Regions from separate parts of the Homo sapiens genome. Here region 1 is linked to region 2. A link is an interaction called in ENCODE POLR2A ChIA-PET data of the cell type or tissue named here. Cell type or tissue: GM12878. All regions are shown on one strand. Each heading gives the region's core, and the rest is flanking DNA. Links, peaks and the distances in the headings are about the cores only.

Evidence for each region. Peaks named below come from ENCODE experiments on the same cell type or tissue, not always from the same donor. Only the 100,000 strongest peaks of a DNase experiment are listed, where the experiment ranks them.
Region 1: POLR2A ChIA-PET joins it to region 2 with 13 read pairs; 2 of 35 experiments call an interaction of 5 or more read pairs at or near these places.

Annotation. Positions count from the first base shown.
Region 1 is chr11:109,993,660-110,009,751 of GRCh38, forward strand. No RefSeq gene overlaps it. Among named protein-coding and RNA genes, the nearest start is that of ZC3H12C, 92 kb to the right of the region's middle. In GM12878, for the core only: no CTCF peak of the experiment used is centred there; a DNase peak (open chromatin) is centred at 6,522; H3K27ac peaks cover 1,622 bases.
Region 2 is chr11:110,070,135-110,086,226 of GRCh38, forward strand. No RefSeq gene overlaps it. Among named protein-coding and RNA genes, the nearest start is that of ZC3H12C, 15 kb to the right of the region's middle. RefSeq lists enhancers at 6,209-6,503, 7,592-7,761, 8,062-8,111. In GM12878, for the core only: no CTCF peak of the experiment used is centred there; a DNase peak (open chromatin) is centred at 7,907; H3K27ac peaks cover 1,459 bases.

The DNA.
Region 1 (16,092 bases), core at 3,402-11,401, 77 kb before region 2:
CTTCCACTTGCTCAATTCAAAAATCACATAATTACTATCTACTTTCCTGAAAGTTGGAGTTGCTTTTTTTTTCTTTTCCCAAGTGTAAAGGGACCCTAGTAAAATGTCATAAATCCCTTTGAGGAAGGACCCAATGCTATGAGGACCATAAATCTTCCTCCTAGCCTTCCCCAAAGGAATGTGGCCAGTTACCAAGATAACTGTGCACAATGGAAATGGAAATACCCAAACTTTTCTGGGATTACTAAGACTGGCTCTAAATTGGTGCTCATTCCTGAGAACTCAAAATACCACTGTGGTCTACCAGACCAAATGGGAACTTACAGAAGTCAGGAAATAAATGGAATTTTGACCTAAATCTCACAGTGGGCCTGGTGTGTCCAGAAACCCACACTGTGATTAGTTCCGCAGTGCCTTATGTTTTCACTGGAGTTGACATTCTCAGCAACTGGCAGAATCCCCACATGAAGGGCAATATAATGTGGTGGTTAAGATCATGAACTCTGGAGCTAGCCAGCCTGGATTCAAATCCTAGATATGATACTAGCTGTGTGACCTTGGGAAAACTACTTCTCTTCTCTATGCTTCAATTTCCTAATCTTAAAAATAGGACAATAATATCCCTTAAGGGTGGTATGGATAAAATGAGTCAGCATTTGTCAAATGTTTAGAACAATACCTGCACATAGTAAATGCTACATGTAGGTTAAATAAATAAAATCCTTAATCTCTTTCTTTATCTCACACTCTCCCCTCCAATTCATCAGGAAATCCCTTTGATTTTACCTTCAAAACATGTCTAAAATCTGACACCTTTACACCAGTTCCACCACTACCTTCAGAGAGTGAGCTGCCACTACCTCTTGCCAGGATTATAGCAGTAGTCTCTTATCTAATCAGGCCCTCCATCCCTTTCTGACATGATCTCTTACTACTCTCCTCCATATTTACTCCGTTCCAGCCACACTGGCTGCTGCTTGCTCTTCGGATACTCCAGGCTTGCTCTCACCTCAGCGGCTTTGCACTGGCTGTTCTTTTTACTGTTCTCTTGCCTCTAATATCCTTATGGCTCAATCCTCCTTGATATTTTGATCAATTGCCGCCTTCCTAATAAAGCCACCCTGACCACCCCTATTTAAACGGCAAGTGTGCCCATACATGCTCCCAATACTTCATCCTGCTCTATTTTAACAGCATTTATAACTTTCTATAACGCGTATAATTTACCATGCTTATTAGATCCCACAGAGAATCATGAGAAGATCCCAAAGGATTAAAGATCCACGAGACGGAAGGGACTCGTATGCCTGAGTCACTGCTTGGAGCAGAGCTATCTAGGAGAACCTCCTGACCGGCAACATATGCATTGGCCTTTCCATGAGGAATGACTGACCACTCGCCAGGAAGTACATCACCAGTTCAAAGGAGCACAGACCACTGCTTCCCCCTGGCTTTGCCATCACTTAAGTGCATTTTCAACTGCCGGCTTATAACCCATGGGTGAATAGAGCCATGCATAGAAAAAAGAAAGTAACAATAGCATCCACAGGACCTAGCAACCAGAGAGAGGAAAAAGCAAGCAGAATGCCCAAAACAGGCAGCTTCTTATAAACTGGAACTTCTTATAAACTAAAGAAGAGAGGTGGCAACTGTAGTTTTTGAATGAGATAAAATAATAATAATGACAACAATCGCATTTAAAGAAATTCAGTCCCAATGTGAAAAAAAAAGACTCTGAAATTCAAAGAGGGTTTTTGTTTGCTCAACTTTACAGTTTACACAGATGAATTGAAAGAGTTGTTAGTCTCTTTGAGGATTGAATATGGGCCTGTAAGATCAAGCAAAAAGATAGCTCAATGCAGAAAGCAAAATCACAAACAGATGGAAATATGAGAGAAATTATTGAAAAGGGATTGGAGGACAGATGAAGAGACCAAACCTATGAATAATAGGACTTCCAAAGGAGGGAAAGGAACAGATGTAGGGATGCATTAATTAAGGGAATAATAGGAGAAATTTTCCCTGGTTTTAAGAAAGATTCAATTCTGCAAATTTGAAGTGCTCATCAAGTTCCAGGCAAAATTTATGGGGTAAAATTGTCTTTTAAAAAATACTTGGTTATATCTTGGTAGATATCCTAAATTCGAACATCACAAAATTTGTAGGCTGTCAGGCATAAAAACTGTGTTACACACAAAGGAAAGAACCAACATAAATTGGACTAACACAGGAGACAGAAGACAGAAGAATTACAGCTACAGAACACAGGACGCCAGCTTCAAGTCCTACCCTCTGCTGAGAGAGCCGCAGTGCACCTGCCAAGGTGAAAGAAAGGTGCTCACAAATATGGAAGGATTTGAGGCTTATGTCACCGCCATATTCCATGTAAGGAAATACTTCAGGAAGGGCTCTAGGACAGCAAAATATGAACCTGAACAGAGTCCCTGGTAGGGCACAAGGAGGTGAGGAACCAGCCATGAGTTTGAGTCTCTATCTCTCTATGTGTGTGTGTATGTGTAACTTTCCACTTAGGCATACCCATATTGAAATCTAAACTGAAAATGATAGAGTGACTGGGAATTTGTAATATAAGTGCTGAGTAATGATTATACAAATAGAAGAAGCATTCTACAGGAGAAAACCTAAAAATGTCTAAAAGTACTAAACTATTTAACAAAATCTTGGGAAGGGAGGAGGGAGTAAGTAGAGAGGGAAGTACAAATTTTCTTAAGGTTTCATCTTAGATAAGCATAGGGAAATGAAAGCATTATAAAGGTGGAAGAGGGCAGTGAGAAAATAAAGCTATTTGAGTGAGAGAGATAGTTGGCATCTTGTTTTCATTTGGTCGCAGAGAAATCAGTGGTCCAACAGGAGTGAACAGAATGGGGAAGCATTCACTAGAAGAATGGGAAAGTGTGGTAGAATCTTTAAATTTAATAAGGAAAATGTAATTATAGTACCTTGATGAATCTACCAAAATTAAGTGAAGAAAAGGAAAAACAATGTCAAATAAATAATATACATGAGGTAAGATGAAATAAACAAAATCGAATATATCCGTTATTAAATTAAATATGAACTGAATTCATCTTTCAAAGACAAACATTTTCAGACTAAATAAATCAGATGTATCTTGATTTCAAAACACACTTAAAGTGTTTTCTTAATGTTAAAAATAGGTAAATGGATATCAGGAAAAGCACATATTTTTTAGAAAGGAAAAAAAGAAAAGAAAGGAAGGAGAAGAAAACAACACTACTACAATTATTGGCCAACACAGCATTTAAGATTAAAGCATTAATCAGGACAAAGGGGAAGGTTATAAAACATAAAGACACCATTTATGAAAGGGATAAAGCAAAACCCACTAGAAATCTTTTTTTTAATTGACACGAACGTTGATTATATAATGGGTTATTTGAATGATCACTTTCATAATATAGCTTTTTTTTTTTTTTTAGAGACAGAGTCTCACTCTGTTGCCCAGGCTGGATGGAGTGCAGTGGTGCGATCTCGGCTCACTACAACCTCTGCCTCCCGGGTTCAAGTGATTCTCCTGCCTCAGCCTCCCAGGTGGCTGGGATTACAGGATTACAGGTGCACACCACCATGCCTGGATAATTTTTGTGGGTTTTTTTTTTTTTTTTGAGATGGAGTCTCGCTCCTGTCATGCAGGCTGGAGTGCAGTGGTGCAATCTCGGTTCACTTCAACCTCCACCTCCCAGGTTCAAGCGATTTTCCTTCCTCAGCCTCCCGAGTAGCTGGGATTACAGGCGTGCGCCACCATGCCGGCTAATTTTTGTATTTTTAGTAGAGACAGGATTTTGCCATGTTGGCCAGGCTGGTCTCGAACTCCTGACCTCAGGTGATCCACCCCCCTCCTCAGCCTCCCAAAATGCTAGTATTACAGGCATGAGCCACCACACCCAGCCCATAATATAACATTTGTATTTTTATTTATTCCTCCTCTACTTATTCTGGGATGGCTGGCCATGTTTATGTTTTGATACTCAGGTATTATTCTTAGGAGAAGGACGCCTTTAGGTATTAAGTCTAATTATAAAGATTCCAACCGGGTCTGCCTGTCTTAAAAGTTGGTGATCTTCTTCGTCATCACATCCTGATGCCTCTGTGGCCCACGGAGAGCCCAGCAACAAAATCACAAGGCCCACCATGGTAGAGAGTGGCACAGAGGACACCTGGGGACCTCCCCGCGGGAATGTGCAGGCACCACTGATGCAGCCCAGCCCAGACTGGCCCTTCCAACATGGACCCCCAGTGGAGACCATCTGGTTCCTGAAGGTTTCTGATCCTCAGGCTGCAGCCCCCACACGCTAGTGCTTTACACCAGTGGGGCGAAGAGGCTGAGGAGCTGTGAAGGGAGGCCTTGAGGAATTCTTTGTCCCCTGAATGGGCCCACTCCCTAGATTCAATCCTAGGACTTGGCATTCGTCTCTCTACAGTTTAAACAATGTTTTTGAGCACACAATATGTACCAGACCCTGTTCCAGGCTGCTTTTTAATTTTCTAATTTTTAAAAATTTTTGAGACAGGGTCTGGCTCTGTGGCCCAGACTGGAATGCAGTGTCATGATCACGGTTCACTGCAGCCTTGACCTCCCAGCTCAAGTGATCCTCCCACCTCAGCCTCCTGAGTAGCTAGGCCTATGGGCATGTGCCACCACACCTGGCTAATTTTTTTATTTTCATAGAGACAGGGTCTTGCCGTGTTACCCAGGCTGGTCTTGAACTCCTGGACTCAAGCTATTCTCCTGCCTCAGCCTTTCAGGGATTATAGGAGGGATTATAGGTGTGAGCCACTGCACCAAGCCCAGGCTGCTTTTTTGGAAAGCACATATTTTTCAAGACTTCCCTCAGATCTGATGAGTGGATTAAAGTTCTAGAACTCATGTTTGGTTTCAAATTGCTTCCCATTCAGGGATTGTCAGACAACAGTCTGTAGGCAGTGCTGATCCGTGGCATAGTTCCAGCAGGCTGAGAAAAATTAGAGATAAGTGCAATAGAGTGAGTTTTTAATGAAGCTACATCTATTCCATCTAAAAGTTTGTTCTTTATTCTGATATGATATCCTTCCTCTTTTTAGATTTAAAGTAGCATTTCTTTCATGAAATGATAGTAGATAGTAGGGTTTTTTTAATGTTCTTAACTGAAAAATAAAAAGTTGGCCATCCTGTGACCCCCAAATAAATTAATATATAGATTGATAAATGATGTATCACTCTGTGAACCCAGACATGTGTGGCTTTGTTCTCTGACATTTGCTTTCTGCAGCTCTCAGGACTCTCCATGCTGAAAAGACACAATGCAATATTTCTGCAGTCCTCTCTCTCTCTCTCCGCAAATTCACCTTGGCCAGCAATACAAATGGTCCAGTTATTCAAGGAGCCAGATTTTCTCTGGAGGGATGGGGGCTGCATTATGCAGAGTCCCGCCCCGGGGCAGTTGGAAGAACACACTGCTTTGCAAACTGTTGCTGAGCCTGAGTATTTCTAAGCCTTCCAAAATCCTTGGTACAGTCTGTCCTCACATTGCCAACTGAGGGAATAATCCTGAATACTTGGTCCCCCACATATTCTACTAAGGAAGCTCATCATATTCCAGTGTCATTCTGAAAGAAAGATTCTCAAATATACATTTGGCAATCATCACCAATCTGACAAATTTGACCTGAATCTGTCTTCAAAAATTCTAAAGAAAAAAAGAATGAAAATTGGAGGTTATAATTTTACCAATATCAAGCCAAAGATAGACATGTTTCACCTTCATTTACATCAAGCTTTTATCCTCCAAAATTTTAAAACCATTTCTAATGTTACCTCCATCATTTAGCAATTAAAATTTTAGGGAGTTTACTTGAAACGCAAGTTGAATTTGGAAGTTTGGCTCATTTGACGTGGCCTAGTTAAATATGGCAATTCCCTTCTTTTTGCCACAGGAGGCAGCTTGGGGTAGAGAATTTGGGTCTGTCTGACAGCAAAGACCTGAGTTTGAATCTTGACTGAAAATTATTCAGTGGCTATGTTACTTTCAGAAGGCTTTTAACCTCTCTAATCCTTAGCTTCATAATGTGTAAAATGGGTATTGTAAGACCAACAGCATGTAATTGTAATGAGTCTGGCATAAAGTAAATGCCAATCCTGTAAAATGCTAATCCTGTTTTTTAATCTAATTAGATATCTAATTTTAATTTTAAATGAACTTAAGCAGGATGTCTTTTTTCCGTTTTTAATATTTTAAAAACTGGGAGGAAGAATCTATGAAGGCAAGTTTGTTTTTCAAGTTTGTGAAGAGTTACACAAATGATTCTAGAGTAAAATGGCCTTATACCAAATGTTTTACCTACTCACAGTGCCAAATATCCACAATGTCAAACAAGAACTGCAAATGTTCTCAGCTTTAATTTCACACCAATGTCACTTTAACCAAACAGTCTCCTTAGCAGGGTACTTCAGTGCTGAATCATTATTGACTCAGAGGTTTATAAATACCACTACTTGTATTACTTGGAGTTTTCTTCAGTGGTTCCCTATCGCCCTCTCTAAGTTCGGTTAAGCCTGACCGTGCAAAGGGAGTAATATCTGACATGCTCACTTCCCACATTAGTGGGGTTGCTAAGCCTGTATGACGTACATGATACATTTATAAAAAGGAACATTCTAAAAATAAGTTTAATGTATTCTCATTCAACTCCCTAAAAAACTGATGTAACTTGAAGACAGCAAGTTATGCTCATCAGTTTTCTCTAACAGCTTAGTAAATGTCAGAAAGAAACGGAAATGTTCTAAATAAGGACATCACTCGAAGTCCTTACAAAGTAAATCAGAATGCATACTTTTTCTATAAAAAAGCTTTAAAAAGATGATATAAATATATAATGTTCAAAGTCTAAATCTCATTTAGTAGGAATGGTTTAAAGATAACACTCGAAAAGACAGCTAAGGTGTTAGGTGGAAAGCAGCGGAAATGTATATAAAATCATTTCAATAAGGGATTTACTTAAGGAATAGGGTGAGGAATTACAGATATACAGTCCACACTGTTAGAGTCAACTCATCATCTATGGTAACAATAATGGGCAACAGGGAAGATAATCTAAAAATCCTGTATATTCACTTTTATATTCTAACATTATTGTTTGCAGTAGATTTATCTTCCCAACTATATTTAAGATTTGTTTGCCTTTTTGGGTATTAATTACCTGATGGATGGAGAAAGATACCCAATAGCACTCTCAAGGGCACAGCAAAGCCAAAAAAGTAACATTTTGCCAGAGATTATCTACAAAAATAAATTGTGTCTGTAAGAGAGTAAGAGATGTGGCCTGGATCACTGAGAGCGTGGAGTGAGGCCAATCCAAATAATTGATGTCTCTACAGTCTATCAGCCACTACCCGACAGTGGCCCAGGGATAAGGGTGGATGCAAGCACTTCTACTCCCTGCAATTACTCTCCTTTCTTTCCCTCAGGCACGAACCCCACTCCTCCAGAGTGGTTGTGGTCAGAGCATTTTGGGCAATAGGCCTCACAAAAGAAGCATCTTCAAATTCAGGGGACAAATCCAAAGGAAGCTAATATGAATCAACTGAAAAATGAACGAGCTGAGCCACATGCTGAGAGTGACCTGAAGAAAAATCGGTAAAGAAGTTTTATCAAGTGACTTGGGTGTTTTGATTCTTAAGAAGGAAATGAAATGCAAAATTTGCAATTTATGCAGAATTCTCTGTAATCTCTTGAATTCCAAGGGAAGTGACAGGTCTGTTTCAAATCCTTCTCCCGGAAACAGACAAAATTATAAAAGTAAAATACTGGAACAAAGTTTCAGTGCTGAGAGTAAGTGATGTTGCCAACATCTTATAAACTGGGAAGATTAAAGCAAAGGTGAAACAAGATCAAAAGCTCTCACTGAAAGCCCCCTCTGGTTTTCCCACTCTGGAAGTGGTGCAGTGCAGTAAGAAGTTAAGCAAATCTTTATAAGTATCACCAGCAATCCTGAATAATGAGAAATGAGGGCAAGAGGTGAGGGTGAGCAGTAGACCAGACAGAGCCACAGGTCAGAGGCTACAGGGACAGGGCAGAAGAAGCAAGCCTGTGGGTACATCAGAAAACTCTGCAGCAACTCAGTGTGCCACCTGCCCAGTTTCTCAATAGCAGCCCTAGGGTTATACTGACATGAGGGAGCACTTTCCTAAAATGGGGAAGCGGGGCAGGACCCTCAATCCCACTCTGAGAAGGCAAGAAGGACCATGAGACAGATGAAGACCACTCCCCATGGAGGTGCTTTTGCTATTGACACTAACCGCAGTGTATATTGGAGCAGGGCCACCAATGAAACTCTGCCGGCCACAGGAGTTTTCTCTCATCCAAAATTTGACCTAACTGGCCATTTCCTTCTGATATATTCAAATGTATTCCCAAATTAAAGGGACAGCACTCCACAATGACAGGACACTCCCCAATTTGGTGGATAAAAGCCCCAGGAAACATCCCAGAGGAAGCTGTACCCATTCTGTGCACTTGGATTAGAGGTCAGCTGAACAGAAAACTGGATATAAAAATACTGGCCTCTGGTGCAATAATCTCTACAAAGAGAGAAAACAGAGCTTCAGTGACAAACATCCCTTCTTTTCTGACCCACATGCAACCCCAATTTCCTCTCTACACTATTCAAGTTGCCGAATGAGCAAATGATATTCTCCAGCAACATCCAGCTCTCCAGGTTATCTACGAGAAAACAAACAAACAAACAGTCTGGAATTGGCCATCTTCTCTGTGAAATTTAATGCCAAAAGAAACATTAAATGCCAAAAACATAATGGGATCACATTAATTTTTTAAAAGAAACAGTTATGACTCAAGAGTTTTTTGGTTTTGTTTTTTCTGAGACAGGGTCTCCCTCCCTGTCTCCCAGGCTAGAGAGCAGAGGTGGGCTCCCTGCAGCCTTGACTTCCTGAGCTCATGTGACCCTCCAACCTTAGCCTCCCAAGTAGCTGGGACTACTGGGGCACGCCACCATGCCTGGCTAATTTTTTGTATTTTTAGTAGAAACGGGGTTTCACCATGTTGCCCAGGCTGGTCTCAAACTCCTGGGCTCAAGAATCCACCCACCTCAACATCTCAAAGTGCTCATTAGAAGCATGAGCCAAAGCACCTGGCCTGACTCAAGAGTTTTATGTCAGTAAAGCATCCTTTTCATACAGAGATAGCAGGAAAATCTTATCAAATATGCCAATTCTCAGAAAGTATCAACCCATGTATTCTCTCTGGAAAAATGACCCAAAGATACGTACCAATGGCAAACAGGAGATGCAAATAAAGAAGTCACAGAGGAAGACACAGTGGGATGAAAGGCCAGATGTATGAATTAAAACATGTAATCAAATCTAAATGACTTGGCAAACAAGGTGAGAAACAAGACACAAATGTGATTATTAAAAGAAAAGATAATGCATTTTCAAAAATGATGTTTGAACAATTCAATAACTATCTAGAAAAAAACTTCCAGAGTATACCAATAGAAACCTAAGAAATGGGAAAAAAATATTATTTTTGATAAATTCCTTATCTTCATAGGTGGTAGTCATTAGATATTAGTTTATATTAATAACTTGAGAAAGTTTGAACCTAAAGATTTAATTATTAGCAAAACAAAATATCGGTTTTTTATCCACAGAATTACTAAAAGAAAATTAAAGGAAAAAAACACAGGTCATATATCAAAAAAGACAATAAACAAAACAGAAGAAAGGCAGAAAACATGAAATGAGATAAGAGAAGTAATAAACATTTGTTATAAAAAGAAATGTAATGGGAATATCTCATCTGTTGAAAGGAAAAGACTCATACTGGGTCAAAAAACAAAATCTAACTACAGTCATGTGTCGCTTAATGATATGGATATGTGTCGTTAGGAATTTCGTCATTGTGCAAACATCATAGTGTGTACTCACACAAACCTAGATGGTATAGCCTGCTACACACCCAGGCTATATGGCATAGCCTATGGCTCCTAGGCTACAAACCTGTCTAACATGTTACTGTACTGAATACTGTATGCAATTATAATGCAATGGTAAGCATTTGTATATCTAAACATAGAAAAGATACAGTAAAACTACAGTATAAAAGATAAAAAATGGTACACTCATTTAGGGTACTTACCACAAATGGAGGTGATTTCAGGACTGAAAGGTGATCTGGAAGAGTGCATGTAAAGGCCCAGGACATTATAGTATTGTAGACTTTATAAATGCTGTACACTTAAGCTACACTAAATTTATTTTTAAATATGTCTTTCTTTTTTTAACTTTTATTTCAGGTTTTGGGGCACATGTGCAGGACTGTTATAGAGGTAAGCTTGTGTTGCAAGGGTTTTGTGTACAGATTATTTTGTCACACAGGTAATAAACATAATATCTAATAGGTAATTTTTTTAATCCTCTCCCTGCTCCCATCCTCCACCCTCAAATAGGCCCTGGTGTCTATTGTTCCCCTGTTTGTGCCCATGTGTTCTCATTGTTTAGCTCCACTTACAAGAGAGAACATACGGTACTTGATTTTCTGTTCCGTATTCTAATATATTACGTATTCAATGTATTCTAAGAAAACATTGGTTTTCTTAGAATAATAGTCTCCAGCTCCATTCATGTTGCTGCAAATGACATGATCTTGTTCTTTTTACAGGTGCGTAGTATTCTATGGTGTATATGCATCATATTTTTTAATCCAGTCTATCATTGATGGGTATGCAAGTTGATTCCATGTCTTTGCTTTTGTGAATAGTGTTTCAATAAACATATGTGTTCATGTGTCTTATGGTAGAAAGAATTATATTCCTTTGGGTATATACCCAATAATGGGATGGATGGGTTGAATGATAATTCTAAGTTCTTTGAGAAATCGCCACACTGCTTTCCACAATGGCTGAACTAATTTACACTCCCACCAGCAGGATATAAGCATTTTCTTTTCTCTGCAACCTCACAAGCATCTATTTCTTTTTGACTTTTTAATAATGGCCATTCTGACAGATGTGAGATGGTACCTCATTGTAGTTTTGATTCGCATCTCTCTAATGCACCATCCAAGCTGAAAACCAAATCAGGAACACAGTCCCATTCACAACTGCCACAAAAAGAATAAAATACCTAGAAATATGCTAACCAGGGAGGTGAAAGATGAATTACAAAACATTATTCAAAGATATCAGACATGACACAAACAAGTGGAAAAACATTCCATGTTCATCAATAGGAAAAGTCAACATTGTTAAAATGGCCATACTGCCCAAAGCAGTGTACAGATTCAATGCTATTCCTATCAAACTACAAATGACATTCTTCGCAAAATCAGAAAAAATTATTTTAAAATTCATATGGAATGAAAAATGAGCCTGAATAGCCAAGATAATCCTAAGCAAAAAGAACCAAACAACAACAACAACAAAAAGCCATAGGCACCACTTTACCCAACTTCAAACTATACTATAGGGCTACAGTAACCAGAACAGCATGGTACTGGTACAAAAACAAACACACAGACCAATGGAACAGAATAAAGAGCCCAGAAATAAGGCCAAACACCTACAAGCATCAGATCTTTGACAAACCTGACAAAAACAAGCAGGGAGGAAAAAACTCTCGATTCAATAAATAGTTCTGGGATAACTGGCTAGCCATATGGAGAAGATGGAAACTGGGCCCTTTCCTTCCACTCTATTAAAAAAATCAACTGAAGATGGTTTAAAGACTTAAATGTATAACCTAAAACTATAAAAACCCTGAAAGAAAATCTATGACATACCATTCTGGACGTAGGATCTGGTAAAGATTTCATGACCAAGATGCCAAAAGCAATTGCAACAAAAGCAAAAATTGACAAATGGGACCTAATTAAACTAAAGAACTTCTGCACAGCAAAAGAAACTATCAACAGAATAAACAGATAACCTACAGAATGGGAGAAAATATTTGCAAGCTGTGCATCTGACAATGGTTTAATATCCAGAATATATAAGGAACTTAAACAAATTTATAAGCAAAATATAAACAACCCCTTAAAATTGGGTGAAGGACATGAACAGGCCCTTTCAAAAGAAGACATACATGCGGCCAATAAGCATATGAAAAAAATAATTTCTTTAATAATAAAGTAACTTTAGCTTATTGTAACTTTTTTACTTTATAAATGTTTTCATTTTTTAACTTTTTAATTCTTTTGTAATAACACCTTGCTTAAAACACAAACACATTACATAGCTGTACAAAAATATTTTCTTTGTTTATATATTTATTCTGTAAACATTTTTCTATTTTTAAACTTTTTTTTAACTTTTTACTTTACTTGTACTTTTTTAAGTTTTTTTTTGTTAAAAACTAAGACACACACACATTAGCCTAGAACTACACAGGCTTAGGGTCATAAATATCAGTCTTCCACCTTCACGTCTTGTCCCACTGAAAGGTCTTCAGGGGCAATAACATGCATGGAGCTGTCATCTCCTATGATAACATACCTGGAACGGAATACCTGCTGAAAAACCTGCCTGAGGCTGCTTTACAGTTTACTTGGTTTTTGTAAATGGAAGGAGTATACTCTAAAATAACCATAAAAAGCATAGTGTGCTAAATACATAAACCAGTAACACAGTCGTTTAGCATCAAGTCTTTTACACTGTACATAATTATATGTGCTATACTTTTATATGACTGGCAGCATAGTAGGTTTGTTTATACAAGCATTACCACAAGCACTGGAGTAATATGTTGCACTATGACATCCCTAGGCAATAGGAAATTTTCAGCTCCATTGCAATTTATGAGACCACCATTATATATGCAATTAATTGTTAACCAAAATGTCATTAAGTGGCACATGACTGTATATGCTATCTCTTTTTATTTTTATTTTTTATTTTACATATATGTGTGTGATATGTATGTATGAAAATATATATATATATATATATATATATATATATATATATATATATATTTGAGATGGAGTTTCGCTCTGTCACCCAACCTGGAGTGCAATGGCGCAATCTCGGCTCACTGCAACCTCTACCTCCAGGGTTCGAGCGATTCTCCTGCCTCAGCCTCCCGAGTAACTGGAACTACAGGCGCAAGCCACTACACCCAGCTAATTTTTTTGTATTTTTAGTAGAGATGGGGTTTTACCGTGTTAGCCAGGATGGTCTCAATCTCCTGACCTTGTGATCCGCCCGCCTCAGCCTCCCAAAGCGCTGGGATTACAGGCTTGAGCCACCGCGCCCAGTCTGTATATGCTATCTAGAGGAGATATATATTCGAAATAAAGTAGTTCAGAAAAGTTAAGATAAATGGTGAAATAAAAACATAATCTGCTGATATTCACTGCAAAAAAAGAAAACAACAAAAAAAGGTTTCCATACAAACATCAAAGTAGAAATCAAAGAAGAAAGCATTAAATATAATAGCAACTTTTGTTAAGAAGTGACAATTCACAATGAATTTTATCTATCATAAACCTATGTGCCAAATAACATGCAATCATATATAAATATATCTTTAAAATTCAAAATAAATTACTGTAGATATGAAGAAATTAACATCATTGCCTTATTCCTAGAAGATGGGGTAGTTCAAAATAAATAAAATTATTTTAATAGATTTATAAATGCCAAATTCATAGAGAGTAATGTAAATTCAGGCTGCCATGGACTATTTATGAAAATTAATTTTATATTAGGTAGCAATGTAAGTCTCAACAATTTCAAAATGTTGAAATAGTTCAGACCATATCTAACCACATGAAAAAAATTAGAGATAATCATAAAGAAACCACAAGAATCTCCAATTAGTTGGAAATTAAGAAAGGGAAGGAAAGAAGGAAGGGAGGGAAGGAGGGAAGGAGGGAAAGAAAAAGAGAAATGAAATGTACTTAAGTAAGTTTATGTAACTCTAGGGTCAAAGAGGAAATAAAAACTGCAATTGCAGACTATTGAGATATTAATTATAATGGAACATTATATATGAAAACTTATGAGATATAATTCTAAGTCAATTATCAGAGAAAAATGCATAAGCTTATTTGCTTTCCTTACTTAACAGGTCCCTTCTTTTCTTATGACTACTTCTTTTATTCATTTTGACTGTCTTGTCTCTCTTCTGTTTAAGAATATGCCAAGAAAAGTAAAAGGCAGAAAAAATGTAGGTAAAGTAAGGTTCAAATTACAGAAGAAATTATTTAGCATGGGAAAGAATAGATCATGTCAATCATTTCAGAAGGCTCCTTCGTAAGTCTCCAGGTTAGAGATGAAATAAGACAAAGCTTTATGGTCCAAATAGTTACAGCTCTAACAATTGATTACCCAAACCAACCCTCAATCTATACCTAAGCTCCCATTTCCTAATGAGTGGCTGACTTTGAAAGCAAACAGGGTTTACTTTAATCAAAGTAATAACATTTAACAACCCTCATGCAGCACTATGTGCTAGGCACAGTGTTAAGTACTTTCTATGAATTAATTCATTTGGTCTTGATGACACACTAGTAATGCACCACACTGTCTCAGTGTTAGCATTTTTTCAGGTGTTGATTTATTACTTAAAGTTTTTATTCTCTGTTCTTTTCACTTCCAGTTAAGAAAAAAAGTAATCCTTTTCTAATGTGTAAACTACACGATTAGCAGAGAAGAATGTCAAGGGACAGAAGGCCTCCTATTGTTCCTGGACTTGTGTGTCCTCTGTTTTTCAAATATATCTAAGATGTTGTCCTCAGAGGACCATCCCAAGACTTCTCTTAGCTGCTGTCATCTAAAACAATTAGAACAAACTAAGCTTATTAAAATTGTCATTTCTGAACTTGATGCAATCCAGTATCTCCTTCCCAACTGATGTTCAATATTTCTCCTACTTATGATGACAGAGAATAAGCTTCAGTGCTTAAAATATGTCCAAATATTAGCACTTTTCTTTTAAATTCTATACTTACAAGAAACAAAACCAAATAAATGGAGCCGATGGATGTTTAAAGCAGCATCCAGTTCTGATACACAATTGAAACTAGCCTAGGAGCAACTGTAATGATGTTTTGAAATGAATCACGTTCTAATCTTTTACAGAAAATTATTTAAATTAAAAATTAGATGGGTATAGCTTAGCAATCAGAAATCTTCCTGTGAAGCCACCACAAATTCAGCCTGAAAGGTCATTGCAAATTCTCCCAGCTCTCTAAAGATAATTAGTCTCTTTTGAATAATGCTTAAAGGAAAATAGTCTTTCAGCTCTATGAATGTGTTAATCTACTGGGATTTTTTTTCCCCAAGAAGGAAATTCCTCTAAAGCTATACAGAACAAACCTACAAAAAGAAAAAGAAAAAAGATCCTAGGCAAATGAACAAATAGGGAATCAAAATTGATTGTTTTATTCAATTTCATTATCTTTTATTATGTCTGGGAAGAGCTATCATGCTTTATTTTTTTACCAGCTAGAATGGAGAGGAGAATGTGCCTAATAGAAGTTGGAAATACACATACTCAGGAGCTCAACAAGCTAAGCACAAGCACATTTTATCAGACAATGGAGTAGATCCAACAGGAAGGACCCTCCTAGATCAGCAGAGGACACTTAGAGGCAGAAAAGGGGCATACCTTGCAACAGCAGTCATTTTATCATCCTTCATACTCCAGTATCCATTAAATATCAGTAATGCGTTAGCTACTATGTTTATTTAACATACATCCTTCATTATTATTTCTATTTATTATTCCTATTCTAAATAAACTATTTGTCATGTCACATTGCTGGTTATTATTTGTTAAGCCCACTATTAGAAAATGGGTCATTTTTCACCTTTCTCAGAAGGACTGCATCCAATTAGAAACTGTCTCCAGGTGGCCGGGCATGGGGCTCACACTTGTAATCCTAGCACTTTGGGAGGCCGAGGCAGGCAGATCACAAGGTCAAGAGATCGAGAACGTCCTGGCCAACACGGTGAAACCCCGTCTCTACTAAAAATACAAAAAACTATACTGCATGTGGTGGCACGCACCTGTAGTCCGAGCTACTCGGTAGACTGAGACAGGAGAATCAC
Region 2 (16,092 bases), core at 4,100-12,099:
TGTCACCTTCTGATTTTTAATGTTTCTTGATTGGACAATTTCAACAGCATTTACGAGTCTCTGTGCCTCTGATCTGTCTCCTCCTGGCTACTTCCAGTGAACCCATTCAGCTCACACACATGTGTGAGAATATGCAGCTGTACACCAGGAACACAGAACAGACTACCATGGGGGCTGGCTTTCAGCCCTGGAATTTACTCAGGCCACCTCCTGTGCCCATGTATTCCAATCTGATATCCTTTGCTCTTGTTTCTTCTGGGTCACTGACTCTAGTGCTGATGGTTCTTTGTGGACATCCTACGCCAGTTCAACCTCATTATCTCTCCCAGGCACAATCTTGATAGTCACCTAGTTCTAGCATTCTACTCCTAGCACTTGGGTCTAGGAGACTGGTCCCACACCAGCGCTTCATTACCCAGTTGTTGGCTAGGGGAAGACCACTAATCTATCTATCTAATCTATTCTCTAAATTGAAGCTAGATTCTAATCTAGTTTTATATCTAATCCAGCCTCTAAACTGAAGCTAGGTTCTTCTTTCTTAAATTAAATGCTTATACTGTCTTTCCCCTGCTTAAACTTTTTGAGTGGCTCCTATGGTCTGCAAGGTAAAGTTCAAACTCCCTGTTGGCAAATACGGCAGTTCAAGTCCTTCCTGATGTTGCTCCAAACACCCCCTCCAGCTGACTCACAACTCCCCCATTGCCAGAATGCATGACTTTTGTCTTCACCATTATGATATACTGGCCTTTTCTCTGATGTACCATGATTTCCTACCTCTGATATTCCCCCTTTCTGGAATGCTCTTTCTTGTATTATTTACCAAATAAATTCTAACTCAGTCTTCAAAATTAAATATAAATGTTTTCTTCTCCAGAAAACTTTTCTTTTTTCTCTTTTGAGACAAGGTCTTGCTCTGTTGCTCAGGCTGGAGTGCAGTGGTATGAACATGGCCCACTGCAGCCTTAACCTTCCCGGCTCAAGCAATCCTCCCACCTCAGCTTTCTGAGTAGAGCTGGGACCACAGATGCACACTACTATGCCTGGTTAATTTTTAAATTTTTTGTAGAGACGGGGTGTCCCTTCACTCCCAGGCTGGGCTTGAACTCCTAGGCTCAAGTGATCTTCCCACCTTAGCCTCCCAAAGTGCTGGGATTACAGGTATGAGCCACCTCGCTTGGCCTTTTCTTGATTTCTCTCAGCAGAACCTACCAGTTCATTCTTGATGGTCCTACAGGGCCTTCTGACCTTGTTGTATATCACAGTCATCATTTGTTGCTAATGTTTATCTTCTCACTAAACCACAGACTCTAAGGAAAGGACTGTCCTTTGTTAATCTTTAATTCTGAGTTCCTAACATAATATCTTGCCCAGCATAATTGTTGAATGAAGGAAACTAACAATTGAATGAATGAAAGTTAGAGTAGATCTAAAATACATTCCTGGGAAAATTTTAATGTTACCTTTGGATTAATAACTTTTCAGAGTTGGGCAATATCATTGATTTCTTAATAGTGAAAGAGAAGGCGAAGCATGTATTCTACAGTCTGTGACCAACAATGTGAGAGAGGTCACAATTGTTTCTCTGGGACACATTCTCCAGGAATTCTGAAATAGAAGAGGTTGTGATGGGAAAGAAGGGAAGAAAAATAAAGAATTTCAAAAAGTCAGTGACTTATGGTTTTGCTAGATAAAAAAGGAAAATGTTTGCTTTGATATCATTTTCAAATATATGAACTACTAGCCAGGTGCGGTGGCTCATGCCTATAATTCTAGTGCTTTGGAAGGCCAAGGTGGGAGGATCACTTGAACCCAGGAGCTCAAGGCTGCAGAGAGCTATGACTGCACCACTGAGCTCCAGCCTGGGTGACAAAGTGAGATCCTGTCTCAAAAAAAAAACCCAAATATATATATATATATAAAATACATATATATTATACATATATATAAATAAAATACATATATATTATACATATATATAAATAAAATACATATATATTATACATATATATATATATGTTACCAGAAAGGAAACCATAACTAACAAATATTGTACAAGTTAGGAGAGAAGGAGTATTTGTGTCTGGTAATATAAAGCTGTGTAAGTGATACTATGAAGGCACATCATTCTGGCAGGCAGGCAGGACATTGGCTAAGAAGACATGATGCTCTATTAATAATTGTCATTATTGATAGAGTTCTACCGAAGTGTTCATAATTTTTTGTGGTCATTGTTTCCTTCTTAATGACGGGAAAAATAATATTTTTTGTGTGCGGCATCAGAGTATAGAATCTCGAGATCTGTTTACAACTTACTTAACTGATGTGTGTGCTTTTGATGGTTCTACTTCTTTATTTATTTGTTTTTATTCTGAAAAGTTAGATGGGGAAGAATAGTCCCCCAAACCCCACCTTCCACATCTCATAGATGCTGTACTTATGATTCTCTGATCCATTTCTATGTAGAGGTAGAATTAATCATCCAAGATGTACTGAAAGATTTTATATATTAATAATAGGATGACAATCTGACCTCTACTGTTTTTATTTTCAAAGCATGGTTCGATCTCAACCAGCCACAGAGACCACTGATGAATCAGTCCCTGGATGGTGCAGGCAACCTCAACATTACCCACCTCCTACCCGGCTTCTATCAGCCTTCCTGAGAGTGGTATTATTTAGAAATTCTCTTTTATGACATGCAATACCTCTCTTCTTCTAGGTCCTATATTATAGCCTTGAATCAAATCAAACTGTCAAATGAGATGTCTATCAACAAAATCTGCAAGAAATAGTCATAGAAAATTTACTATTTAACTTCCTATTAAAAAATCAGTGGGCTCATTAATGACTACTCCTTACATAAAGTTTCAAGTGTAACATTTCTTTAAAACAAAAAGAGAGAGAAAAAGAGTACAGGACTAGGAAAGTCTTCACTACCCTAAAAGAAATTGTGTGTGCTTCCTGTTTCTTAATAAGGGTAAGTCAAAATTACAGCCCAGAAGCCTGCTGACTTCTCTGGGTTCTCCCAGCCCTATTCACAGTAAAAGTTCTACCTCACCATTATCAGGCAACATGGCTACTCCAGCCCTTACTTGCTGTCTCTTAAGTTCATATCTCCATCTCTTCTTGCTTTTCTTCTATTTTTCTTAAGCCTTTAAGTCTTGCTCTTTGATTCATTCATGCAATAAATGTATTGAAATATATTGAGAGTCCACTATGTATTAAATATTATGCTATGTACCAGAGATTATGAATAAGACAGAAACAGTCATGGAGTTTGCAATTTAAGTGAGGTTTAGCTGTTTTACAAACCCATGATTTTTCTGTTGAAATTCCAGGCTTTGTACAGCTCAGTTAGTCCCCAGTATTGGTCCTCCTGGTCCAGAGGCCCCTGCAGACATTACGTGCCCATCAAGGAGCTGAACAGCAAGGTGATGAAAATCGAAGTTCTACTCATTTGCAACCTCCTGCTAAGGGGCAGATTCTGCCAAAGGCTACTGACTTTTGAGGATGTTCTAATTCCCCTGACATGATCTTTGTCTACCTCTTCACCCACTCTGTTCCTTGCATGCTCTACTTAGTACTTAATTATCCCATTTCCCTGATCACTCTGTCTTTCAATTTTTTATGTCTTTGCAAATGCTGTTCCTTCTTACCCTTCCTTTGCCAACTCATCCATCTGGCATACTCCCATTTATCATTCAAATTACTGCTTAGGACACCTTCTCCTAGATGCCTGCTGGCATCTCCTCTATTCTTTTCCTCCTTCCCCAAAGTACTCCCTCCCTCTTCTGTACTGGAGTGGTAGAGTGCAACAGTTTCTAGCTTGCTTTCCAAAGTCAAATTCATCTGAGTTCATCTCCTGGATGTACCACTTAGTCACTATGTGGCCTTGAACAATGTATATAATCTTTCTGGGTCCCAGTTTTGTGATATGCAAACTTTCCTGATAGACAGTAATACTATCTATCCCATAGGATTGTTCAAATTAAATTATATAAAGAATACACAGTACTTAGAACAGATTCAGACACATAGGAAGCAATTTTACCATTGGTCATATGACATTAGGTTATAGTTATTTATTTAGGTTCGCTCTATCCCACTAGAATGGCAGCTCCTTAAGAGTAAGAACGATGTTTTATTCATCACAGGGCCCAGCATACAGTAAATGTGGGTTCTGAACTGAACCTAATAACGGTATAAAATATGTATATCATAATTCATTGCAATTCAAATGCAAGGAATTTTAAATAACAACTCATAGGGACAGCTGTGCTAACTGCAATTAGAGATCACCCTGTTCCCATGGCCTTTTAAAAACTTCCTCTTCCTATATGGCTTAACATCCATCATTCTACAGTTATCTATCAAATGCCTGCTAGGTGCCAAAGCAGTGGAGATACCTTAGTGAATGTTGGCAGCCCACACCTCCAGAAAAGAAATGAACAAGTAAACCAGCTCTATTAGTCCATTCTCGCATTTCTATAAAGAAATGTCTGAGACTGGGTAATTTATAAAGAAAAGAGGTTTAATTCGCCCACAGTTCCACAGGCTGTACAGGAAGCATGGCAGCATCTCCTTCTGAGGAGGCCTCAGGGAGTTTTCACTCATGGCAAAAGGCAAGGAGGGAGCAGATATCTTACATGGCAAGAGCAGGACTGAGAAGGAGTGGGGAGGTACTACACACTTTTTTTTTTGAGATGGAGTCTGGTTCCGTCGCCAGGCTGGAGTGTAGTGGCGCGATCTCGGCTCACTGCAACCTCTACCTCCCAGGTTCAAGGATTCTCCTGCCTCAGCCTCCCGAGTAGCTGGAACTACAGGCACGCTCCACAACACCCAACTAATTTTTGTATTTTTAGTAGAGATGGGGTTTCACCATGTTGGCCAGGATGGTCTCGATCTCTTGACCTTGTGATCTGCTCACCTCAGCCCCCAAACTGCTGGGACTACAGGCGTGAGCCACCGCGCCCACCCTACACACTTGAACAACCAGATCTAACAGTAACTCACTCACTATCATGAGAACAGCGCCAAGGGAACGGTGCTAAACTATTCATGAGGAACCACCCCCGTGATCCAATCACCTCCCACCAGGCCCCACCTCCAACAGCGAGGATTACAATTGAACATGATATTGGGGTGGGGACACAGATCCAAACCATAGCTACTGTAACCGCCTAATGGGTCCACCTGGCCCGTTGCCTAGACAGAGCCGATTTATCAAGACAGGGGAACTGTAATGTTGAAAGAGTGATTACACAGAACCAGCTGTGCAAGAGACCAAATTTTATTATTACTCAAATCAGTCTCCCCGAGCACTCAGGGATCAGAGTTTTTAAAAATAATTTGGCGAGTATGGGCTCGGATAGTGAGGAGTGCTGATTGGCTGGGTTGAAGATGAAATTATAGGGGGTCGAAGTGAGTTCTTTCTTGCTGACTTCTGCTCCTGGGTGGGATTGCAGAACTGGTTGAGCCAGATTATTTGTAGGTCTGGGTGGTGTCATCATCTGCTGCATAAGAATGCAGGGTCTGCAAAATATCTCAAGCACTGATCTTAGGTTTTACAACAGCGATGTTATTCCCAGGAGCAATTTGGGGAAGTTCAGACTCTTGCAGCCAGAGGCTGTATGGCATGGCATAATTTCTAATTTTGTGGCTAATTTGTTAGTCTTACAAAGGCAGACTGGTCCCCAGGCAAGAAGGGGTTTTTCGGGAAAGGGCTATTATCAATTTTGTTTCAGAGTTTAAACTATAAATTCCTTTCCAAGGCTAGTTTGGCCTACGCCCAGGAATGAACAAGGACAGCTTAGAGGTCAGAAGCAAGATGGAGTCGGTTAAGTCTGATCTCTTACACTGTCATAATTTCCTCAGTTATGATTTTTACAAAGGTGGTTTCATTACCAGCTTATACCATAAAGTCCTGCTGGGAGTCACAGTGGGATACCATGCAAAATGCTGTGAGAAAACTTCAGAGAAGCAACTAACCAATTTTTGGAGTCCAAGAAAGGAAATCCTGCTGGAATTAGGAGACCATAGACTTTTCGAAGTGTACCCTTTACCCACTTACCCACTAAGTGATCAACCTGTTGCCCAGAGGCGCCCCTTGTCCAGAGACATCCTGTGCTAACTTGTTCTTGCATTGCTATAAAGAAATCACCTCAGACTAGGTGATTTATAAAGAAAACAGGTTTAATTGGCTCAGGCTTCTGCAGGATGTAGAGGAAGGATGCATCTGCTCAGCTTCTGGGGAGGCCTAAGGGAACTTTTACTCAAGATAAAGGTGCAGCGGGAGGAGGCATGTCAAAGGCAAAGACAGGAGCAAGAGAGAAAGTGGGGGGAGGTGCAAAACACTTTTAAAGGACCAGATCGCTCAAGAACTCATGCACTACTGAGAGGACAGCACCAAGTCATCAGGGATCCACCCACATGACTCAAACACCTCCCTCCAGGCCCCACCTCCAACGCTAGGGATTACATTTTAACAGGAGATTTGGTGGGGACGCATATTCAAACTATATCACACACTTCTGTTACTATTAAGGACAGATTCTGAACAGCAGTGCCTTAGGGTCTTGGACAACGCTAACTTCCTTACAGCATTACTCCCGGAAGGATATCCAGCCCTTAGAAGCTGATATAGTTAAAAGCAAATAGATTGTAAAAACCATAAAATGCCTGGGGCCATGCTAACTAGAGCTCTGAGGCCTCTGAGAATTGACTGCAGTAAATCTTCCTGTCTTATGCAACCACATGTCTCTTCTTAGAAGGATCCAGGTTTTTTCAAATCACCCGTTAAAATTATTCATCCATAAATTATTTTTATTATGATCTAAAAGGCTTTAATTCTGTTTGATGTAATCCGTGCTTTACATACAAAACATTCTGAGATAATCTCTAAGTTTTCATCAATTTATTAGACATCTACTGAGGTGCCATGATCATTATCACAAACTGAAGGGTTTTCATATCTTGACTTTTTTAATTCTTTGTCTCCAATCTTAATTATCACACACTCAATTTTCCCACACCTGTAGGTTTATTTATATAGTGAAGTAATTTGGGGAAGGGTATAAATACACTGAAGAATGCAAAAGTCAACAGAATCCCTCATCAGACTTTCAAATGGCTTCTGGACATAGCTCAGCTGTCTCCTTTCTGGAACTTCCAAACTGTATAGCAGGGGCTCCTTCCTTTATCTGAGCATCACACTAGGGCATGCTCAGGACAGTTCTCTTTAATTCATACTTTTTTTTCTTTCCATGTCAACTACAGTACTTTGCCCCTGGTATCACTAACAGAATATAATTCCAGGTGTTGAATTTGAGTTCATTGGTAAAGGTTAAGGGCTCTGATTGTCTGGAAGAACTCAGTTTGAATTTTAACTCAGCCACTGACTAGCTGTGTGACCTTGGGAAATTTACGTCACATCTCTAGACCTAGTTTCCTTATCTGAATAGAGTGGTTATAAAGATTGCATGAGATAACATATGTGAAAAGCTTAGATCATTTTAATAACCAAGAATCTTTCTGTTTTACATGTATTAACTCATTTATCCCTTATAAGATGACCATCCCATGGGACACTTAGGGATATATGTCATGTCACTATTTTACAGGGAGTTCATATCTCCCCTACATGGTACATTCTGTAACTCCCAGTCACAAAGATGAAGGCCAGCTTTCTTACCAAGGCCAGGCTTGAGGTGCTAGTTGCTCTAGGCATACAAGCCCTCAAACCCTTCTAAATAGCGCTTTTCACATGCTCCACGCAGCTGTTTCCCTGAGATAGGCAGCCTGCAACTCTTTGCACTAGCTGCAAACATGTCTCTGCATTTTAGTCCGACAGAGCTGGCTTTGCTGACATCAAGGACGTGGTGCAAAGCACAGCTCTTTAGTTTCCAAATGAATGAAAATGACATATTGAAAGCGGGGCTGGCCACAGTATCTAGCTAGAAAACAATAATGACTCACAGGAAAGACAAAGACTGAGTAAGCACCAACGAAAGGCCACTCATCCCTTCATTAACATCACTGGGGAAAATATGGTCTCACTATGGAACAACCAAAAACATACAGACAAAAGTCTCCTGGGCTTTTGAGCATAGTCTAATTCCCATCTGGCTTATAAATTTCCTAACTTCTAAATTAATTACACTAGGAGTTGGAAGAGAATAAACAGTGGCCATAGATATTAGAAATTTTTACATGTGGCATGTATCTGCATCACGACTAGCATTGCTAATCAATTGTGAAATGACTATTAGGTAGCTTTGATAAGAGAGTTTCTTATTAGTCTTAGATATTGGACTACAAAAATAGTCCACCAGCAACAAAAAGAGATTGAATCTTCTTTACTACATCTGTATATTGTCAGAGGTCCAGACAGAAATCTAAAAAATATATAAGAATAAATAAAATATTTATTGTGATACTCCTTCCTTGTTTAATATATTATCATGACAATACATGTCTTAATGCTATGTAATTTTGGCATATCTTAAATATAAAAGTGTCCAATTGATTCATTATTTTTATAGCTAATTATTCAATATATTAACAATTATATTTGTGCAACAAAAACATATCTTGATTTTTAATGCTGGTAAATGTTAAGATTTTGAAGTAAAAATACTATTTACATAATATTCCTGAGAAAAATTATTCAGGTAAAAGGCTCTTGTGAATCACTTTCTTGGGGACCTTGCAGGAATTACCAACAAAAATTGAGAGCCATAAAGGAAATGTCTGAAATATTAGAGGCTGTGTGTCAAAGTATCTTGTATTAACTAAATCAAGCGCTTATTAACAGAAGACAAACCTTGTATATATTTTTAATGTTTTTGGCTCCCCAGCATCTAAGCCCCTTCACTATGCATGAGAAACCTCATGAGGCAGAGCCCACCTCCCACTCTAGAAGCTGAACATTCTAAGTACTAGCTTGCCTGGCCTCTCTTGCAGCTAGGATGATGGCATGTGGCTTTGAGTCATCTGATTGGATGCATTCCCCTCACATTTTGAACCCAGAGCTCATGACCAAAGAAGGAGGAACCTCAAGGAGTCCATTCTGGCAAGGGTAATAGCAGGGACAGAAGCTATATTCATTTTGCAGAAGCAGCAAGCATAACAATTCTAGTGGCCACCTCCAGTGCCAGCATCAGGCTGGAGGTAAGACAAGCTGTGGTGTCAGTGCCTATTGGCAGAGGCATTGATATCTTCCTGGAATACTTCTGTTGCATAATGTTGGTCATAGTGCCAGGCTCCACAGCCTCCAAGCTCAGTTCTCCAGCACTTCTAGAGACTGTCAGGCATACCAATATTCTTTAATAAATTCTATCACATGAGACCAGAATCCTGATTATTTCATTGTTTTTACTTTAGAAAACATTGGACTTCTTTTAAAATAAAAAATGAACAAAGTTTTCAATATTTATTTTTAAAAATATTTACTCCAGCTATATATTATAGCTTGGGGAATGAGGTAGTTTCTCAAGCAAGCCAAGGTAATGCACAGGCTAATTAGTTAAGAGAGAAAAGGACACAGAAACACAAGTTTTGCAATGGCAAGGCAATTGTCAGCCTTGAGATTGCAAAAACATGTGCTGTGAGTTTGGGGTATTCTCACTTTAAATCCCAGAATATAGTTTCCAGGAGGCAATGACTGTGTATTAACATGCAATGTGCATCAGCATTTAACTGTTTTCTCTTACCTCTGCAGTCCTCATACCATACTTTGGCTTCCAGCCTGTTCTCTCTCCTCAGCTGACTGGCCTACTAAGGGGGCGTGGCTTTGGGAGAAATTCCCAACCACTGAGAACATCTTGGAAATCCTAGGTCGGGCTAGGGGCAGTGGCTCACGCCTGTAATCCCAGCACCCTGGGTGGCTGAGATGGGCAGATCACCTGAGGTCAGGAGTTCAAGACCAGCATGGTCAACATGGTGAAATCCCGTCTCTACCAAAAATACAAAAATTAGCTGGGTGTGGTGACACACACCTGTAATCCCAGCTGCTTGGGAGGCTGAGGGGGGAGAATCTCTTGAACTTGGGAGGTGGAGGTTGCAGTGAGCCGAGATCGCGCCACTGCACTCCAGCCTAGGCAACAGAGCAAGACTGTCTCAAAAAAAAAAAAAAAAGAATAGAAGGAAAGACTCCTAGGTCAACCTTCTGGCCCCATTGAACTTGCTCTCATTTTATTAATTCTCTTTCCACTTTCTTGTCAGAGTTCCTTAATACAATTTTGCTTCTTTAAAGAAGATCCTTAACAATGTATTGTACACAGTACTTGAAAATTGCTAAGAGAGTAGATTTTAAATGTCTCACCACAAAAAAATAAGGTGAGATAATGCATATGCTAATTAGTTTGATATAGTCATGCCACAATATATACAAATATCAAAATATCACATTGTACACCATAAGTATATATAATGATTGCCAATAAAAATAATTAATTTCTTAAAAAAGGAGAGTCTTGGCTAGTCTACTGCATTTCAACCTAATTCTTAGGAACTAAAATCATAGCAGTGACTTGTGCATGTGTAGACCGTTCTGGCTTGAGTTGGCCAAATATTATCTCTCACTAGCATTAAGGAATTTCTTCCTCCTGTAATTCTGAAAGAACAGAAAACCATCTGAGAAAATTATATCCATCCTATTCCCAGAGAGTAGTGCCACTTTAGCAAAGTATCTTAACAAAGGGTTTTTAAAAATTAACTTAATAATTCCATTTAAAAATGTTTGTCTTAGTAAGTTAAAAGGTTATTCAGGACGTGGATGATTCAGGGTGGTTGTGTTTTATAAAGTGCTTTCCAAAGCAAACATCTATGACATTTTGAACATATCTTTTTTTTAGAGATGGATCTTTTTTCTCGCTCTGTCACCCAGGCTAGGAGTGCAGTGGCATAATCTCAGCTCACTGCAACCTCCACCTCCCAGGTTCAAGCAATTTTCCTACCTCAGCCTCCCAAGTAGCTGGGATTACAGGCGCCTGCCACCACACCCTGCTAATTTTTGTATTTTTAGTAGAGATGGGAGTTTCACCATGTTGGCCAGGCTGGTATTGAACTCTCAACCTCAGGTGATCTGCCCACCTTGTCCTACCGAACTGCTGGGAGCCACCGCACCCGGCTGCATTTAGAACATATCTACTTATTAAAGGAGAAGCCAAGCAGTAGCGAAATACACTAACTTATTCACAGTACACAGCTCGTCCCAACTGGAACTGCATAGTTGGGACTCAAAACCAGGCATTAGACTTCAAACCTCATTTTTTTCCTCAACATAACTACGCCTGCCACATCCAGAGCCAAGAGCCATTTCTAAGGGAAACTGTTCCATCTGGAGCCCCAAGAGCAGCCTTAGCCGACCATGGTGGTTTTGTTTTACCCCTCTCTGGTCTCCACGGATTGAACAGGATTGGGTAACTGACCCCAAAAAAAAGCCAATCCACAGATTGGTCAGCAGCCTGTAGGATGGCCTGGCACAAAAACTTTTGACTCAACAGAGGTGATCTGAGTCAACCAGATTCTAGCTGACTCTTGTTGCTTCTAATCAAGAGACTCCAGTTGACTCAATCTTTCTGGAGATAATTGTATACATTATTCTGATTAACTGATTGCGTAGAATAACCTTGTTCAACTTTCTATTTCACCACTCTTAGGAAAACATGTCCTAACAGAACAAGATATTACATGTTTGGAAGTTCCCAATCTTCTTAACTTCTGATAAACAGTTTTTCTTTTAGAAATACTTGCTCCTTTGATTCCTTGGCTCCACACAGTCTTGGTCCTCTATTTTTTGGTGCCTCCTTCCTCTATGTTCTAGATAATATGCTGAGTGTTTTACATAAATTATTTTATTGAAGGCTCATGACAATCCCATAAAGTAAACACTATCCCCATTTTACAGATGGAGAAAGCGAGGCACAGGGAGATACTGTTGGTCTGGATCAGGGTTGTGGTAGAGAAGGGAAGAGGACAGATTACAGATATATTTTGAAAGCAGAACCAACAAGGCCCGGTTGCTGAATTAGATGTGGAAGTGAGGGAAAGGACGAATCAAGGATGATGCTTAAGTAACAGGGTGAATTGTGTTGCCATTTGTCCAGCCAACGGCTCATCTCTAATTGGATATTCCAGAAGTATCTCAAGGTCAACATGTCTAAAACTGAATTCATCATTTTTTTTCCACAAGACCTTCTCTTTTTCAAATATTTTCTTCTTCAAAGAATTTCATCATCACTGTTATTAGTGGCAAGTGCTTTATAGAAAGGGATACAAATGAGAGAAACAATAAAAACTATAATAAACATTTTTCTAGAATTTCAAATTGTTTCCTCCCAACTTTTTCATTTGTTTACTAGGCTTTTAGCTCCCTCATTTAACCATAAGCTTCTCAGGAACAGAGCTTGTGTCTGTAATTAGACCTAACATTGATTGAGTATTTTCTAAATGTCATGGCTTGTGCTAAGCCGTGGCTGCATCACCCACGTAACTCTCCTTACAACCACGCCTCATGAGGCTGTTAAGAATAAGGTTAGACTGCCTGAGTTCAAATCCTGTCTCCGTCGTGTGATTTGGGACAAGTTATTCAACTTTTCTGTGCCTTGGTTATCACATGGTACTCTGAGAGTATAGAGGAAAGACATGTAACCCAGATAGATGAGATCAAAGAAGGCTTTCTAGAATGGAATGAAATGCCAAGTTAAATCTTCATTCGCAGAGCTATTAGGGGAAAGGTGTTGCAGGCAGAGAGAGCAGCTGATGTGAAGGCCAGGAAGTAAAGTGAAACATGGAGGTTTGATAACTGCCAGTGCCATTTATCAAGAGCAGGAAAGGGACATGAACGTAAATGTTTACAAGCACCAGGCAAGTAAGGAAAATAAGTGAGGCTGGCTGGGGGTAAGACAATGGGAAGATGTGGGTTCCTGAGGCAAACTGCTGAGCCCAGGACTCACCTGAAGGGGCCACCTCTACTGAGGTCACACTCCCCTCCCTCACCAAGTTCCAATACACTGCTTATACTGTCTGGAGGCTCCTTCACTTGCTATATGCTCCACCTGCAAATTGCTTTGCAAGGCTGGCTCCTGAACATCATTTCAGCTCAAATGGCATTTGAAAGATGCCTCCTCTGATTACCACCCACATGCCAGCTCCAGACCTGTCAGTACTCCACTCTAGTTTATTTCTTCTGAGCACTTACTATTACGTGAAATTATTTTGTTCATTTGTTTATGTGTACATTTTGTGTCTTTAATTGTATGTTGGGTATATAATATAAACTGTATTGGAGCAGGAAACTTTTCCAACACCTACAACAATAGCTGACACACAGTAGAAGCTCAACAAAGCCCATTTATTAATTTTGAATAATCAAGTGATGGTTTTATTGTACACTTACTCCGTGCCAGGTACAATGGACTACAGTGATAGATTTGACAATCATCAGAACATAGGTAGTAGCTAAAAACACAGGAATGTGTGAGAAAAGCCAGGGCATGTGGGTGGAGCCAAAAGATAACAGATCAAGAGAAATTCATTGTAGGCCTCAACATACAAAGAAAAACCCCAAAGAGACTGATCAGGATAGCAAGGGGAGGATCCAGGAAAGAAGTGGTATCACAGAAGCCAAAGGAAAACAGAATCCACAGTGTAAGTCATGACTTTATGAGATATTCTGCTTCTGGCTGATTACAATGTACAACAGATTCCTAGATATCTAAAGACTTCACTCATTGCTGTTTCTCACTGTGCCCATTTAGAGATCTCTCTGCAGAAAGTCTCACCTGTATATTTACCATCTGTCTGCATTTCCTGTGATATATCCCAATAGTGATGCCATGTCTGTTCTCTTTTTACCTTATTCAAATAAACTTTCCTACATTTTCACCTTTGGCAAACAAATTTCCATTCATATACCATACCACTACTCTGCCTCTCCTATAAAATTATTTATTTATTAACAAGACAGAATCTACCATACTTATATTCTGATCCTGATCTGCTCCCCAGCCATCAAAATCTTGATAGTATCATAAGTCTACAGTTTTCAGCCTGTGTTAAGTGAAGGTTGAAGCCATAAGCATCCTATCTGGCCCCCTTCTCAGCAAATATATATGTGTATGTATATATATATATGTGTGTATATATATGTATATATGTGTATATATATGTATGTGTATATATATGTGTGTGTGTGTGTATATATATATATATATGTGTGTGTATATAGGCACTTACAATCACCTAATATATGTGATTAAAAAAAACTGAGTTCAGGAGATGGGTAGTGACCAGAATGCAGATAGAGGAAAGATACGTGGTGATATTCTGATAGGTTGTGAGGGAAAGTTTCTCTAATAAGGTGACATTTGAGCAGAAATCCAAAGGACGTTAGAGAATAAGCCTTGTAGATTTCTGGGGAGGTGGGGGGGATGCTCCAGAGAGAGAGACAAAAAGAACAATAAGGTCAGTGTTTCTAGTGGAGAATAAGCAAAGGAGAGAGCCATAAAAGATGAGGGGTTGGCAGGATACACTGAAGAAAGCAGCACCTGCCTTCAACTTAGGAATTCTCCAAGTCTGACTTAGGAAGTAGTAGTGCATCCAAATAGTGCCCAGAACACAGCAGGTGCTCAGTAAACATGCATTCAATGAAAAAATCCACAAAATGGACAGAGAATTATTTTGAGAACAAGCCCTCGGGATACCAGGTGACTGAGTTATTAAATTTATTTGAGATATGGGCCATGTCCTTTATTTTTATGATTCTGAGTCCAGTGCCAGCACTCAACAAACAGTTGGTTGATTGAATAAAATAAAAAAAATAGTAGAATATAGGCATAGCATGAAGACAATGAAAGAAGAGGTGGTTGGTTATCTCTGGGTGATGGCATTAGAGATCATTTACATTTTTGAAACTTTACGTTCCTTAAAAAATTTCTATAATGAGCATGTTTTTCTGCTACAATTTAAAATAATATATTGAAATACTAAAATGAACCAGATGTTAAAGGCAGTAAAATCCATCTCCATTAACACTTCTTCAAGGTCCATACAGATGAAGCATTTGAGCCTCAATTTAACTGTTGGTTGGCTATATATATAAAAAAGTCTTAAAAAAAGCCAGCTCCCGTTTCTGTACATAGAGAACTGACCATTAAGATAATACAAGTAATTATATAGACACTATCCTACCAACACTCTAAAATGCTCTTGCAAACATATGTTTTAGCAAAGTAAGCCACAAAAAGCAGTGGTAGTACATTTCATCAGAACAGTGTCTTCTCGTAAACAAGTTGTCCTTGCCAAAGCTTACTGAACATTTAACTGCCTCTTGTAGTTATCCAAAATAAAATGACAAGTTTCTGTATTTCTCTAGCAAAATCTCCATTAGAAAGTAGGGACTGCCAAAGACAGACAATGCTCACTTTTAAAAACAGATGCTTGTAAGAATGAATCAGAAGGCCTAGCCCTTCTCAATGTATCTTCAGAGGTCTGTGTATAAGACTCAAACACTAGAGGAAGTCACATGACCAGTGAAGAGCTGGAGAAACATTTCAGGGGACTACTGATACTGTTTCAAATAAGGTAAGCCTTTTAACTAAAATGAAGGACCATGAGACACAGGAATAGGTGAATGGCTCTAATGTATCCCAAAGTATAGCCAGACTTACCTCTGTCTGTAAGTTTAAACCTGTGTGCTCTAGAGTGACCACAGAACAGAATGGGCAGAAGACAAATCACTCCTCTAAGGTCAGAGCTCACCTCCACCAAATCCCTGAATGTGATCTGTGACCCACCGAAACCATTAAAAACTGTTGGATGGCTCTAGCCTATTTATCTCTCTGGCCTTAATCGCTGCCCACCAAGACCAATGGCATTTGCTTGTAGGACTCATAGAGATGTGCTTAACATTTCCTTTCTGGCTAGATTCCCTATTTCTGACTCCTTCTGGATATTCTTGGGCTGAAAATCTCCTAGAATTCGGTGTTCAATCAAAATTGCTGTAAGTATACATTTTCCGTTGACTTCCACCCTAAGTTGAAAGTGAGTACCTGGGACTAGATTGCTTGTTTCCCCTCTATGCCTCTGTCC